2 separate regions of the Homo sapiens genome follow, and region 1 is linked to region 2. A link is an interaction called in ENCODE POLR2A ChIA-PET data of the cell type or tissue named here. Cell type or tissue: GM12878. All regions are shown on one strand. Each heading gives the region's core, and the rest is flanking DNA. Links, peaks and the distances in the headings are about the cores only.

Region 1 (8,307 bases), core at 56-8,055, 380 kb before region 2:
TGGCCAGAGATGAGCATGTGTTGGGCAGTTTTCTATTTTCTGAAGAATGACAGGAGTTATTTGAAATCAGAAAAATAAAACATGATGAAAGTGCTGCTGAAAATATGGTCAAAATCACAGATTGTTCCATGAATTCTGACTGTGTCAACTCTTCCAACATCCATGTGAATACCCAAAGTAGCCAAATTTGATTCCGTAACTGTTAAAATGTTCTTCATGGAGATTTTCAATGGAGGTGGTAGGAGGGTAGTAGGAGTGGAGGTATTTCCTTCAACAGATTTTAAAAGAAAGAAAACTTTTTTTCATGAAAAATTAAACAAAAACTTAATTAGAAAGCAAAATGAGGAAATGAGTAAACCTAATTTTAATGTTTAAATTTTAAATTTTTAAGGTGGCAATGCATCTGTCCTAGAATTATGGGTTTAAATCCCTCTTAGTCATTCCTGAACTTAGAAACAATTGTACTTATTTTGAAACCTAGCTTTTGCATAATTATAAGAGCTCTGTACAGTAAATGGTATAAATCATTTATGCACCCAATTACAACATTCATGTATTAAGAGAATTTTTCTGTCTCCTTTCAATTTTTATCTTTGAGACTCTTCATCTTTTGAAAAGCATATTCTGGTTTTCTTAGTTTGTTCTTATGTAACATTCTATGTAAAAAAGGAAATAATGGCAGAAGTTATTTTATAGAAGTGCTACTACATCTGGTAAATTTTGTATATTTCATTTCCCCTGCAAGCTTTTCAAACACAGTAGCTTGAACTGCTGTTAGAAATTTACTGTCTCTGTGCTTGTCACCAGGAAGATGAATGTGACCATTTCACATCTTGCAAAAAATACTTTTTATTTGTTAGCATTTATATACTAGGTATTATGCATACGGTTTCAAAATCAATAGAAAAAGAATACGCATCAGGAGAAATACTTAGATTATCAAAAACAACTCAAGTGAGAATGCATTCTGCAGGTGCAATTTAAAGAATATGGGTGTAAAACAGAGAATGGAACATTCTATAAAACTAATGTTAGTTGAGATAATCTGTAAAATCTAACTATCAGCCCTTCTTTCTCGGTTACCAGGAGACAATAGCTGTGTACACATATGTGGCGATGAAAGGTAACGTGGACTCCACATGGCAAGGCAGGCAACTGCTCTTAAGTGCACAGATAGAAGGTTCACGGTCACTGTCGGGGAGAAGTTCAGTCTGTCTCGAGTCATCTTTTAGAATTCATCAAAGACGGACAGTCTAGAACTATTTTCAGTTTCCCAATGGTGAAGATTTAAATTGTTGATTAAAGTCCAATAACAGTAAAACAAGAAAAGGCCATATGCTTGAGCTGTCAATGATTACTCAGATTTTTTGGGGTTACAGTTTAAAGTATTTTGATTTAATATCAAGTTATGAGTATTGAAAAGGGAGGGAAAATGAAAATTTTCTAAAAAACGTGAAAAGAAAAACCAAACCCACATGTGGTCTATCTTTTTCACGCTTTCAATCTGTAATGAACTTCTGGCCACCTTGATGTGAAGTGCCCTGTACGGAGTGCTCAGCGTGTTTTGATAGTTCTTATTTGTGTGAATAAGAAAATGAGCATTTGATAACACAAACTGAAATGCAGTTGAATATTATTAATCTTTTTAAAAAACAAAAGCATAGTAAGGGGAGGAATAGGAAGACCTTAGAATCTAGGTTTCATTTTCATACAAATATTTCCTGTTAGCTCAAAATGGTAGATGTTGAAAATAGAAGGAATCTAATTGGAATATTTATATTATGGGTGATGGTATTTATGATGACATCTGGGCTTCCTGGTCTTGGCGCAGTTCAGGCAGATAATATAAATGGAAACTGTAATACAGACTGAGTAGATGTCAAGACTCATTAGAAAATGAGTGGAAGGACTTTGTACAAATAAGTACAGGGCTACTGGCATTTCTTTGGTTTTGTCCAGAGAGGGGTAACCCTGCGTCATCATGGCTCTTCCTGCTTGGTTTTATGGTGTTATGTATATAGGTGTGGCCTTTATCACAAAACACTATTAAATATTCATTAAGCATATTGTTTATAGAACTTTCCACAACAAGACAGTCCAGTGAAAGCTATCTTTCAAAATTCCAATTGTTACCAGGTATGTCATGTATACATATATGGCAGTTTCTTAAATAATAAATTTTGGATTATTTTATACATACATACATACATACACACATTTGGATTATTTTATACATACACACATATATTTTTAATATCATCAGTAGGTCTCATTTATGACAATAAAGTAGGTACAGTTGTAGCTACCATGAGAAATAAGATGCTATATAATACTTTATGTCTCACTATTAATTTATATTGTGTTTATTGTTAAAATTTCAGCTGGCAAAGGAAGCCTATGGTCTACTAAGGTGCCAATCCTATACACACTTATAAATTTAATGAATATTGATAATCATAAATGTGAGAAATAGTACGAAGCATCGATCTTGAAGGAAGAGCACTAGAAAAGAAAAAATGTTTGAATTGCATAAAAACAAAGTTAGAAAGGGAAACGGTTTTGTCAAATCTGCCTATAGACTAGAAGTTGCAAATTTGGGTTCTACATTAGAATTCTCTGGGGTACTGTTGACATTTGTTAGATTCTCACATACACACCGTGAATCAGTAGATGCCCAATAACTATTTTAACTAGAAATCCAGCAATCTACAGAAATCACTGCTAGATGACTTTCATTTAAAACATTACAAATAGATATTTCCAATCTGTATTCTGCCATTAATGAACTCAATTGTTCAAAATTGAATAGCATAAGCAATATGGAATTGCCCTAATTAGGCAGCATTAGCAACCATAAAAATGGTCCAGAGTAATAAAAAATGAATCTGTTTACAAAAAAATTCCACTTTATCATTGTTTAATTTTTAAAATAAGCAAAATATAGCTATTTTTGGAAAACAGAGATAAAAACAAAAAGCAGATAGAATCAGCCATAATCAAAATGTCCCATGGTTGCCACAGCTACCAAGTTTTTTTTTCATTTGAAAATATGTATATTTTAAAGTCAGATCACCAGATTGTATTTTAGCAAATTTTTTATGTAGTAAAATATGAGCATTTCCTATGTTGTTGGATAATCTCTTACAACATCACATTTTAAAATTTATCTTTGCTCATATTATAATATACTTTACTAATTTTTATTATTTCAGAAATTAGAAGAAAATTATCTATTACAAAGATTGCTCTTTAATTATGTCTTTGAAATAAATAATTTCTACATCTTTAAAGCAATATATTTCCAGGAATGTGGCTTGAAGGTTAAATACATACACATACAAACTAAAAATTCTTGCAACTAAATATTAGGCCAGATAGAATTTCAAGGGTAGTCTTTTCTCTCCCCTGGGAAATAGAAATCAGACAGGAGAAACAAGTTAGAAAGTTGGTAAGAAATGTGTGACATGGGACCAAACAACTTATCAAAGAAGCTGAATACAAAATCAGTATGTGATTGATACCTAGCAGATCCCTGTCCCAATCTTCCTAGGAACTGCCAACAACATGAGTGAGCAGAGAAGATCCATTATAGTTCTCTTGAGGATTTCTTTATAGGTGATAACTTTGAAAGGTTGACATTTACTTACCTATTTAGCTAAGGCTGTGATTACAATACGCACAGTGTTCCAAAGAACACAAGGAAACGGAGATGAAATCAGTGGAAGTTCAAGGAGCTGTTTAAGGACAAAGGTGATTATGATTCTATGTCTGGAAATGACCACAGAAATGTCTACCTTCTCTCATAGAGCAAGAAGATCGAAGCAAATGAACAAAGGTGGGATCCGGTTCCAATAATGAAGAATGTGATGACTACATGTATACCATTCTGGAACAGAGAAAAGACTGCCTGCAGCAATATCTCTAAAAACTACCTGTGGCAGACTCAGTGGATGGTCAAGTTTGGCTCTGAAACAAGTCTCCTCATTTGTCAGAGAAAGGACAGAGAAGATCCAGTTTATGTGATTAATTCAATGATATTAGTAGAGATCATAGATACAATGATCAAAATAAGAACATTGCTTTTTGCAAAATCAGATTAAACTGCACTCCAAAACAATACTGAATCATGTAAAAGCAGAACTTCCTCTCAGAGATTTCTGTATGCAAAGACAAAACAATTAGGTCACAGGATACCATGTTCTTGAGACTGTATGTCCTTACTAAGTTTCATTTTCATTCAGATATGTACAAGACCATTTGGTATTTGTAAAGAGGTTATGTTTATCTGTGTTTTCCTGAATATAGAATGAATATCTTTATGACAAAAAACTTTAGCTCAGAAGAATCTTTATCGCATTTAAAATAATTAACAACTATAGTGCATAATGTATAATTCAAGGGTTTTCTGTAGCCCATTTCCCATCTACCCTGTCCCTGTCCCCATACTCCTTCCTCACCTCCACCCAACCTCCACCAGAGATAATTAAGCTTTTAAGAATGAGATTGATCACTTAAAAGTAATATATTTTTACTTTATTTCTTTAATCCATGTTTAGACTTTCCTACCTGCCAAAACTTTGTATCTTTTAAACTTGGTATTCTACTTCTTTCTCCCATCTCAAACTATACGTAAATCAGTGTGTTAGAAATTCCAGTGAGTTTAATTGAACAGAAAGTTGGGGTATCTTGTATCCCCTCCTTTTTTTTCTTTTGGGACATAACCTTTGTTTCCCACTTGTGATTCCAGAATCTATCTTGGTATGATTCAACACCTTTTATCAGCTGCTTCTAAACAACTTTCACCACCATATTGCCTCCTCATTCTTCCGAAAATACACTATTTTCTAGTCAGGCCAAACTATACATTCTTTCCAGAGCTGACCACACTTGTTATGTTATATTCCCAGCTAAATGCCTTCTGTAACATTTACTACTTATCCTTCTGGATACAACCCCAATGTCACCACCTCCTTGAGAGCACCCCTGATTCCACAGGGTTGAGAGTCAGGGTGGCCTGGGAAGACCACACATGTCCTCTGCCATCATTCAGAGGTGGGTATAAGTGAAATGGGAGAGTTCCCTGGTCCCCCTCACAGGATGTGTGACAGGGGTATGGCTCTCTTCTTGGCTGCTATGAGCTCAAAGCCCTTACAAGAGGTGGAGCATGCAGATGAGCAGGTGCAGGAACCAGAGCGAGAGCTTTTGGGGTCCCGCCCCACAGCAGTGTCTAGGGGTGAGTTTCTGTGATTCCCAAAACCCAAGTGGGCACATGTTACAGTGTGCTCTTCTAGTGTTGCTGTCCAAGTGTTAACTAGCTTAGTGGACCCTCTGCCTTTTTGCAAGGGCAGAGGGCCAATGTGACAGCTTTCTGTATTCTGAGCTCTTATCCAGCATCCAGGAAGAATCAGGTGACACAGGGACTTGAAGGATGAATGTGGGGGTTTTATTGAGTGGTGGAGGTGGAACTCAGCAGGATAGATGGGAAACTGGACAGGGGATGGAGTGGGAAGATCATCTTCCCCTGGAGCTTGGCCATCCACTGGCTGATTCTCTGACCATCCCCAGCTGAACTCCTCCTAACAGTCCTTCTCTTCTTTCCTCTGCTGCATTGTTCTGCCATCCAGTTTGCTAATCTCCTTGTTTCCTGTCTCCTCATCTGCTCCTGGAGCCTGGGGTTCGGAGTTTATACGGGTACAGGACAGGGTGTGTGTCAGGTCAAAAGGCAGCTTTTTGGGCATGAAAACAGGAATGCCCGTCCTGTATCCAGGCTAGAGGGTGGGGCTTTTGCTGGGGAACTGCCCTCTTCTACCCAGTATTTCCCTGTCTCCTTTCTGCATCATAAAGATGTGTGGTACCCAGTTGGTGCAGACGCGAAATTCATCTGTTTCTTTATGTTTTCTCCCTTTGCTCTAAAAGGGTCCATATTTGCCTGCATTCTAGTGCTCACCACACCACATTGGGGTATTTGGTTATGTGTCTGGTTTCTTCAGTAGCCTAATGGTGTTCCCTGTGCAAGATTCTTAGATGGGCCTCAATAAAATGGTTGAGTTGCACTGAATTGTGTTTCTAAAGTAGATATCATGTCTTATTTCCACCAGGGCACAATGTCTAGCACTTAGAAGCTTAAAAAAAGATTGTTGAGATACTAAATGAATAGATTAACCAAAAGTTTAATTTTTCTAGCAGTGTTCATGGGTGGGAACAAAGCAGTAAAACAAACACATACAAAAATAAATGGAGGTCAAGGACCTATAATACTAAATGAGCTAGCACCATTTCATCTGGCTGTGCTACTTCCTAGCTATGCAACCTGAGACAAATCACATATACTCTCTGATCTTCTATTTCATTATCTGTGAAGTGGACACAAAAATAATACCTACCTCTTAGCACTGTTTATAAAACCAAATAAAAGTAAGTAAAGTGCTTAGCAGAGTGTGTAAAACACAAATTTGTGCTCGGTAAGTGTTAGTTATTATCATCTTATTGTTTCCTGAAAGGCCTCCAGCTATGCTTGTTAAGAAAGGCTTTTATTAAGTGTATTTAAAGATACTAATGATTAAAGTAATGAGAGTCAACACAGTCAATATTTATTGAGTGCTTACTTTGAGCCAGTCATCTATTCTCACTGGATTACACCATTGCAACATCAAGGAAACAGTTTTAAAAAAGTATAACCAGCACAAGGTTAGTAAGGAGAAAGCATGAAAACTGTGCTTCTCATTTCATCATCTGGGATCTTAGCAAATATACAACATTCAAGCAACCTTCTATGAATCTAGCCACACATTATGGCCCCACCACCCTGCGTCTTAATTTTGTTAGAACTTGCCTTATTATAATTAAGCACGCAGCCTTCCTTTACCTTCTAGTAAACAGTACATTTTCTGAAGACCGAGACTGTGTAACTCACCTTTATAACTCTCACAGCCTAAAGCTGATGTACACACAGGTGCACACACACAGAAACACATACACACACACAAATAAAGAGGAGAAGTGACAAAGTAGATCCACATTGTTGGAAAAGACACAGCAGGTTAAAGGAGGGCCACTCTCAGAAACATTTTAGCAATGAACAGAAAAACTAGACCACTCAAATGAACCACGTGCTTGCATTCACAGTGTTATACCTGTATAATTTGTTGAATTTCTAAAATCTGTAATTCAGTTAGTTCATCCTCCTTCAACCTTGAGTCATTTTATAGTTTAATTCCAGTTTTCCTTCTCTCCTAAATCCTGTTGTGAAAACCACTTTCAGATTGGCTGTCTTGATTAATAGCTCTGTAACGTCTACATTCTCTGGTGGACAAAACATTTTTTGTTCCAAAGTAATTCTTTACCTCTAGATGCTGGCAATTTCAGCATCAAAAGAATAAATAACCAACTGAAACTATATTCCTGAGGCCAGGCTATTGCCATCAGAACCCATATTTTCCTGTCTTCTCCCATTACCTGTGCACTGAAAGACAGAGCGGGTGGCATCTGACCAAGCAGCTCTCCTATGCCTGGAAAAGTAGCCACTTTCTGAGCAGGCAATGGATGGATTTAAACTTCCAACATCTTTCATCACCAAATAGCACTTCCCCAGAAGTGATGCATCATCTGGAGTTATTTTTCGGGTAATGGCACTTGAACCTGACCGGTACTTCACCTAAATTAAGAGTGGAACAGGTCTGTAAAGAGGACCTATGACTGTTATGCATCCCATAATAACTATAATTTTTGAACACCCTTTTTATAGTAGATGCTATAGAAAATGGTGGATAAATTTTGTTTTTATCTTCAACAACAGTATAAGGAAGATATGCCAATTTTATAAATGAGGCACCTGGGGCTCAGAGAGATTTAGGTAAGGATTAGCATCAAGGTAAGATGCCAAGAAGGGGCAGAGAAGGGAGTCCCATAAAGGTGAATCTGAAGACATCCTCTCTTCCCACCACACCGAGCCATGACCTGTAGAAAACCATCAATGTCTGGTGGTGCCTAAGACGCTCCATGCCATGGGAAAAATTTATTGAAATATAATATCCACATGGAAAAATCAACAAAACTTTATGCCTAAAACTTATTCATGAAGAGACAATGGTAAAGATACTTAATTAGAAATATAAAATAGCTGACATTGTAACATATCCTCTATACTTATTGTTGGGAAACAATTGTCCCTGGTTATTTTATTATCCTTGGTTATTTTCACATTTCAGTATGATCCTGAGCCTCTGAGCAAAGGGTACTGCAAGGATGTTTGCTTAACAGACAGCCTCGGAAGTCGGAGAGTAATGTCTCCATTAAGATAGACAGCAC
Region 2 (8,307 bases), core at 166-8,165:
CCCAGGAATCTAAGTATTACAAAAATGATATGAGTTGACAGATAAAATGGCTGTCATAAGAAAGAACCAAACTTACCTGATAGAGCTGAAAAACACACCACAAGAATGTTATAATATAATTACAAATAGTAACACCAGAATTGACCAAGCTGAGGAAAGAATCTCAAAGCTTGAAAAATGGTTCTCTAAAATAACTCAGTCACAGAAAAAGGAAAAACAACAAAGAGGAATGAGTAAAACCTCTGAGAAATATGGGATTATATAAAGATACTTAATCTATGGCTTACTGGTATGCCTGAAAGAGAGAGAAACCAAGCAACTTGAAAAACATATTTCGGGATATCATCAATGAAAATTTCCCCAACCTTGCTAGAGGCCAGCATTCAAATTCAGGAAATGCAGAGAAGTCCTGCAAGTTACTTCACAAGAAGATCATCCCAAGAAACACAGTCATCAAATTCTCCAAGGTCGAAATGAAAGAAAAATTATTAAAGGCAGCTAGAGAAAAGGGGCAGGTCACCTACAAAGGGAACCCCATCAGGCTAACAGTAGACTTGATCAGCAGAGACCCTACAAGACAGAAGAAATTGGGGCCTATATTCAGGATTCTTAAAAAAAAATTTTTCCACCAAGTATTTTATATCTGGCTAAACTAAGCTTTATAAGCAAGGAGAAATAATATCCTTCTCAGACAAGCAAATGCTAAGGGAATTTGTTACCATCAGTCCTTCTTTACAAGAGATTTTGTAGGGAGTGCTAAACATGGAAAGAAAAGACCATTACCAGCCACTACATAAACAAACATAAATACATAGTCTAGTCTAGTGATATTAGGTATCATCCATACAAACAAGTCTGCATAATAACCAGCTAACAATGTGATCACAGGATCTAATTTACACCTACCAATACTAACTTTGAATGTAAATGAGCTAAATGCCCCAATTAAGAGACACAGAGTGGCAAGTTGGAGAAAGATGCAAAACTCAGTGGTATGTTGTCTTCAAGAGACCCCCCTTACATGTGATGACATCCATAGGCTCAAAGTAAAAGGATGGATAAAAATCTACAGAGTGAACAGAAAGCAGAAAAAACTGGGCGTTGCTATTCTAACTTCAGACAAAAAGAACTTTAAGTCAATAAGGTTCAAGAAAAGATAAAGAAGGGCATTACATAATGGTGAAAGGCTCAATTCAACAAGAAGACCTAACTATTCTAAATATATACACACCCAACACAAAGTATCCAGATTCATAAAGCAATTTTTTAGAGAACTATGAAGAGATTTAGATAACCAACAATAATAGTGGGATAGTTGAACACTGAACTGACAATATTAGACAGATCATCAAGACATGATACTAACAAAAATATTCAGGATCTTAACTCAACACTTGATGAAATGGACCTAATAAACATCTACAGAGGTCACCACCCCAAAGCAACAGAAAATACACTCTTCTCATCTGCAAAGGGTACATACTCTAAAATTGACCACACAGTTGGGTATAAAATAACCTTCGGCAAATTCAAAAAATCGAAATTATACCAACCACAATCTCAGACCATAGTGCAATAAAAGTAGAAATCAATGCTTAGAAAATTACTCCATACGATTAAATGGAAATTAAATAGCATGTTTCTGAATGTCTTCTGAGTAATAATGAAATTAAGGCAGAAATCAAGAAATTATTTGAAATTAATGAGAAAAAAGATATACGAGAATCTCTGGTACACAGCCAAAGCAATGTTAAGAAGGAAGCTTATGGCACTAAATGCTCACATCAAAAAGTCTGGGCCAGGCTCAGTGGCTCATGCCTGTAATCCTAGCACTTTGAGAGTGCTAGGTGGGTGGATCACCTGAGGTCAGGGGTTCGAGACCAGCTTGGCCAACATGACGAAGCCCCATGTCTACTAAAAATACAAAAAAAAAAAAAAAAAATTAGCCAGGCATGCAGCACATGCCTGTAATCCCAGCTACTCAGGAGGCTGAGGCAGAATACCTTGAACCCAGGAGGCAGAGGTTGCAGTGAGCTGAGATCATACCACTGCACTCCAGTCTGGGCAACAGAGTGAGACTCTGTCTCAAAAAAAAAAAAAAAAATTGAAAGATCTCAAATTATCAACAACATCACAACTAGAGGAGCTAGAGAAACAAGGACAAACTAACTCTAAAGCTAGCAGAAGACAAGAAATGACAAAAATCATAGCTTAACTGAAGTAAATTAAAACATGAAAAACTACAGAAATATCAATGAACCAGGAGCTGGTTTTTGAAGAAATTAAGAAAAGCAGCCCACTAGCTAGACTAATAAAGAAAAAAGAGAAATTCCAAATAAACACTATCAGAAGTGACAAAGGGGAGGTTACCACTGACTCCACAGAAATACAAAAACCCTCAGAGACTATTATGAAAACCTGTATGCACATAAGCTAGAAAACCTAGAAGAAATGGATAAATTCCTTGAAACATACAACCTCCAAGACTGAATCAGGAAGATATTGAGTCCCTGAACAGAACAATAATGAGTTCTGAGATTGAATCAGTAATAAAAAGCCTACCAACTAGAAAAAAACCAGTACCAGATACATTCACAGCTGAATTCTGCCAGATGTGTAAAGTAGAGCTGGTACCATTCCTACTGAAAGTATTTTAAAAAATTGAGGGAGAGAGACTCCTTCCTAATTCATTCTGTGAGGCCAGCATCATCCTGATATCAAAACCTGGCAGAAACACACCAAAACAGAAAATTTTAGGGCAACACTCTTGATGAACACAAATGCAAAAATACTCAGGAAAATACTAGCAAACAAAATCCATCAATACATCAAAAATGAATCCACCATGAACGAGTAGGATTTATTCCTGGAATTCAAGGTTGGTTTAACATATACAAATCAATAAATGTTATTCACCACAAAAACAGAAGTAAAAACATAAACCACATAACCTCAATAGATGCAGAAAAAGCCTTTGATAAAACTCAACATCCTTCATGTTAAAAATCCTCAAAACACTAGGCATTAAAGGAACATACTTCAAAATAGTAGGAGCCATCTATGACAAACCATAGACAACATCATACGAAATGAGTAAAACTGGAAGTATTCCCCTTGAAAACTCGAATAAGACAAGTATGCCCTCTCTCCCCACTCCTATTCAACAAAGTAATGCAAGTCCTAGCCAAAGCAATCAGGCAAGAGAAAGAAATAAATGTCATCCAAATAGGAAGGCAGGAAGTTAAAATATCCCTGTTTGCCAATGATATGATTCTATACCTAGAAAACCTGATAGTACCTGCCCCAAAACTCCTTGTTCTTATACACAACTTCAGCAAAGTTTCAGGATATAAAATCAATGTACAGATATCAATAGCATTCTTATACACAAACAACATCCCAACTAAGAGTCTAATCAGGAATGCAATGCCATTCACAATAGCCACAAAAAGAATCAAATACCTAGGAATAGAGCTAATTAAGGTGTTAAAAGGCCTCTACAATGAGAATTACAAAAAACTGCTGAAATAAATCAGAAGTGACATGAACAAATGGAAAAACATTCCAGGCTTGTGGATAGAAAGAATCAATATTGTCAAAATGGCCATACTGCCCAAGCAATTTACAAATTTCATGCTATTACTATCAAATTATCGATGACATTATTCACAGAATTAGGAAAATAAACTGTTTTAAAATTCATATATAACCAAAAATAGCTCAAACAACCAAGGGAAAATAACAAAGCAGGAGGCATCACATTACCTGACTTAAAACTACACTATAAAACTACAGTAACCTAAACAGCAAGGTACTGGTACAACAGTCATATAGATCAATGGAACAGCATAGAGAGCCCAAAAATAATGCCACACACTTAAAACCATCTGATCTTCAACAAAATTGACAAAAGCAAGCAAAGGGGAGAGGACTTCCTATTCAATAAATGGTGCTGGATTAACTGGCTCACCACATGCACAAGATCGAAACTGGTCCCCTTCCTTACATCATATCCAAAAATTGACTCAAGATGGATTAAAGACTTCAATTTAAAACCAAAAACTATAAAAACCCTGAAAGATAACCTCGGAAATATCATTCTGGACATAGGACCTAGCAGACTTCATGACAAAGATGCAAAAAGCAATTTCAACAAAAACTAAAATTGACAAATGGGACCTAATTAAACTAAACAGCTTCAGCACAGCAAAAGAAACTATCAACAGAATAAACAGACAACCTACAGAATGGGAGAAAATATTTGCAAACTATGCATCCAGTAAAGGTATAAACTCTAGCATCTATAAGGGACTTAAACAAATTTACAAGCAAACAACAAACGACTTCATTAAAATGTGGACAAAGGGACATTAACAGACACTTTCCAAAAGAAGACACACGTGTGGTCATAAAGCATATAAAAAACTGCTTAACACTAGTAATCATTACAGAAATGCAAATTAAAACCACAAAGCCATTCTCACACCGGTCAGAATGACTATTATTAAAGAGTCAAAAGATAGCAGACGCTGGCGAGGTTGTGGAGAAAAAACACTTATGAACTGCTGGTGAGAATGTTAATTAGTTCAGCCATTGTGGAAAGCAGTTTGGCAACCTTTCGAATAATAAGCCTACTTGAGTGTGGAGGGTAGGAGGAAGGTGAAGATTGAAAAACTATCTATCGGGTACTGTGTTTATTACCTGGGTGACAACATAATTTGTACACCAAACCCTACAACATGCAATTTACTTATATAACAACCTACACATGTATGCATGAACCTAAAATAAAAGTTTAAAAAAGAGATGGAAAATAGACAATTATAAGACATGGAAATAATATGCATTAGTTAGGGTTTCAAAAGGATAGGAAATTAAGAATGTGGCAAGTGCAGTATTTGGAGAAATAATGGCTCTGAGGTAGATTGATTGCAAAAATTGCTGCAGTTCTTTACCCCTCCCTGTATGCATGCTCTTTGCAATGTGACTTTGGAGAGGCACCCATCAAGAAGTGGAATTCATTTTCCCATGCTTTGAAAATAGGCTGGCCTCTTGACTTCCTTTGAACAATAGAATGCATAAGTGACAGAGTGCCTGTTCTGAACTTAGGCTTCAAGAAGTCTTAGGTGGTCCTACTCTTTCTCTTAGAGCCTTATCACTGTCATGTGGAAAACCTCCCTGCTGGAGAATGACAACCCATGTGGAGGAAAGCCCAGTTTCAGCTGAAGACATCTTAGACAAGCCAAGGGTCAGCTGAGCCCCACATATGTGAGACAGTCCTGTCAAGATCATCAGAACAGACTACCTACCTGTCTTATAGTTGACTGAAAATTCATGAATTAGCCCGTCCAAAGTGGGCTTCCCTGGTGACCTACAAAATTTAGAATAAGTCTTTGTTTGTAGACTTAGAAGGAGGAAAATGTATATGGTAAACTTTTGAAATTGGCCAAGATGATAACCAGGCAGAATATTAAAAGTGTCAGCTGACTGTTCTTATCTGTGCAAGGCACAGAACTGAAAAAAGAAAAAAGAGAGAGGGAGATGACCTAGTAGGAGAACTGGCCACTGCACTAGTGTAATTTAGAGGAAATATAGAGAGTTGGAAAATAGATACATTTTTAATCTCCAGTCTCTCAGTTAGTAAAATTTTCTCAATGTAGAATGATGCCTGAGGACTAAGATAAAAATCAAGAATGTGATTCTAAGACCCTTTTTGCCAGCAGGTTTTCTCATCTAGACAAAAGGGATTTCTAGAACATTCAAGGGCATAATGCATAGAAGCCTAATACCAACATAGTAGTAATTAGAAGAAAGCAAATTTCAAAAACAATTGTGGATGTGATGCTTGAGGTAGAATGTAATCAGATACGTTGAATATCCACCAAGTTTTAAAGTAAATTGAGTTGGCAAAAGAGCACTAAGTTTATATTAAAAGAGACTGAGAGTGTTCAAATTGCAATAAGACCTTTGGGTCCCCAGTTTGCTATGAGCAATAAGCAGGTTGAGATGTCTACTCAATGCCCAAAATTTGTCATTCTTTAGAGGTGGTCAAGCAGGTTGAGTAGAAAGGATAAATGTCTTAGAGGGAAAATACAAGAAATGAGGACTCATAACCATTAGTAGGACATAGATTTTCTTACATATACATCAATTTTCTTGAATCATTACTTGTAAGATCTAGCAAAGGAGGTAAATTAGATAGCAATCTTATAGCATTTTTAAGTGAATACATTAAGACACCAGACTTTAAAAGTTCAATATTTGATTCTTGTTTGGCTTATTCATCCATTCATTCATTCGTTTTTATTATCATTGCTGGATTAACTAACAAGTCCACTAGGAAAGTTTTCACTAAAAATATGAATAATTTATTGCTATTGATAGAAGCAGGATAGCATTCATCATTTCTCTTGATCTGGAGTTTATGTCTACTACATCACCAACCGCCTCTATTCTCATTGGAAAATTCTATTAATGCAGAGAAAGCCCCAGTTCTCTTCATTTGAATGCAAGGGGAAAATGCTATTCTATTGCTTGAAAGACAAAACTTTTCTATTTCCTATAAAATTTACATATATAGATAGACATAGATATATTTATTGACAAAATACCACAAATAAAATAGTATTCCCTTTTCTTTAATACATGCAATAAATTATAAAACTTAATGTTCACTCTTTAAACATAAAGAAAAAAGTAATCAATGGCATAGGCTTCACTCATCTTACAATTTATTGTGTGCCATGCTTTATAATGTAGTCTTTGCAGTGAAAATCACTTATATAAACTTATATAAAATAAGTTATTTTCTTCTTACTGCAAACTCTTGTTCTGTAAAACATAACCATATGGATAAAAATGAAGGCTACTTGCAGGATTTGTTTCAAAACAGAGATTATACTTGAAACAGTAGCAGAATAACAAACACTTCATGCAGTTCATTGCACTACTATCATTGAAACTCTACAAAGCAATCAAATTTATCTGAACAGCCAAAAGTGTGATGAGACCCCGCATGATTAAAACTCTGAGCATATTTATGTCTTGCTGAATGCCTGCGTGTTTCATGGGTTTTATTAATAACCCATCAAAGTGAATTTAACAAGTGTGGTCTCTCCTTTCGATAGAAGACTATAAATTAAGACAGACAATGTTGACAAATATACACTCATTTTTAAACTATTGACAAAACTAACTATTACAATTTGAATCAAGTAGATATGATACCCTTTTGTTAGGCAATATGGTCTATAAGAAAGAGCCATGGATTGAAGGCAAAAATGATGTTCCAGTAAGGTTCAGTTGTTTGCTAGCTATTCTTAAACTCTAAAATCTCTGAGTTCATTTAAAAGCAATATTCAACTTGTCCAACTGAGGAGTTGCTATGATTAAATGTGGTAATGTATGTAAAATAAAGTCATTTGTAAGTTGCTATGGAAGATTAGAATAGCAAAAATGCCAAGACAATAAGTAAACACTTTCTTATGTAGTGATTTAGTTGTAACCTATAATGGCTTGGAATTCACTGGGGGAGAACAGTGGGAGAAAGACCATGAACAGAGGCCAAGAATGGAGAAGGAAAAAGGAAAAGCCTGGCTCACAGAGAGCATCTGGATGCCACCTTGGAGGGAAAGTTGAAGTTGGCACAAACAAATGTATCTATTAGACTGAGACTCTAAAAATATATCTAAGTATGACCCATGCTTCTGTCTTTCCCTGCCTAGCATAGTATTCACATGTTATAGGTGTCTTCTCTCAAGTTCTCTAGAAAAAAAAAACACCTCATATTTTATTTGTGAAATACAAACTTAAGCCTTTAGCCATTAATTAAAAGTTTTATTTTTAAAAGTTTGAAGACAAAGAATTGGGTTTCCTAGGCACATAATAAGTTACAGCTCAGCACTGCTACGCTGATACTTTTATGTCTACCTCCTCATCAAGCCCAGAAAACTATAATTTTTCCTATACTATTCATGTCAAAGTGTTCTGTTGCTTATTGTCCCTCAAAATTATCCCCCAAACTTCTGCATAATTTTGTCTCTTAGCCTATTTACTTACTTTTTTTTTTGACCTATTTACTTTCTACACAATTGGCCTTGGTGCCTCTGTTTCTGAAAATGGCACCGGCTAGTTTTCACTTCATTCACCCAATGAATTAATGGAAGTTTTTTATATTCTTGAAGCAAAAGAGGAGCTTTGAACTAGACCTGAGAAATTCAGTTTATGTGTAGGGAAAAAAATAATTATTTGGCCAATACTGTTGCTATGCAACCACTACAACAACCAGCACTAAAATGAAATGTAACT

Evidence for each region. ChIA-PET counts read pairs that join two places held together with the same protein. Peaks named below come from ENCODE experiments on the same cell type or tissue, not always from the same donor. Only the 100,000 strongest peaks of a DNase experiment are listed, where the experiment ranks them.
Region 1: POLR2A ChIA-PET joins it to region 2 with 6 read pairs; 1 of 35 experiments calls an interaction of 5 or more read pairs at or near these places.

What each region holds. Positions count from the first base shown.
Region 1 is chr18:4,289,354-4,297,660 of GRCh38, forward strand. All of the region lies in intron 1 of DLGAP1 (DLG associated protein 1), which reads right to left. It overlaps DLGAP1-AS5 (DLGAP1 antisense RNA 5), which reads left to right. Exons shown (of 3, transcript NR_036489.1): 3 at 3,807-6,647. Among named protein-coding and RNA genes, the nearest start is that of DLGAP1-AS5, 29 kb to the left of the region's middle. In GM12878, for the core only: no CTCF peak of the experiment used is centred there; a DNase peak (open chromatin) is centred at 4,173.
Region 2 is chr18:4,667,886-4,676,192 of GRCh38, forward strand. No RefSeq gene overlaps it. Among named protein-coding and RNA genes, the nearest start is that of DLGAP1, 220 kb to the left of the region's middle. In GM12878, for the core only: no CTCF peak of the experiment used is centred there; a DNase peak (open chromatin) is centred at 4,413.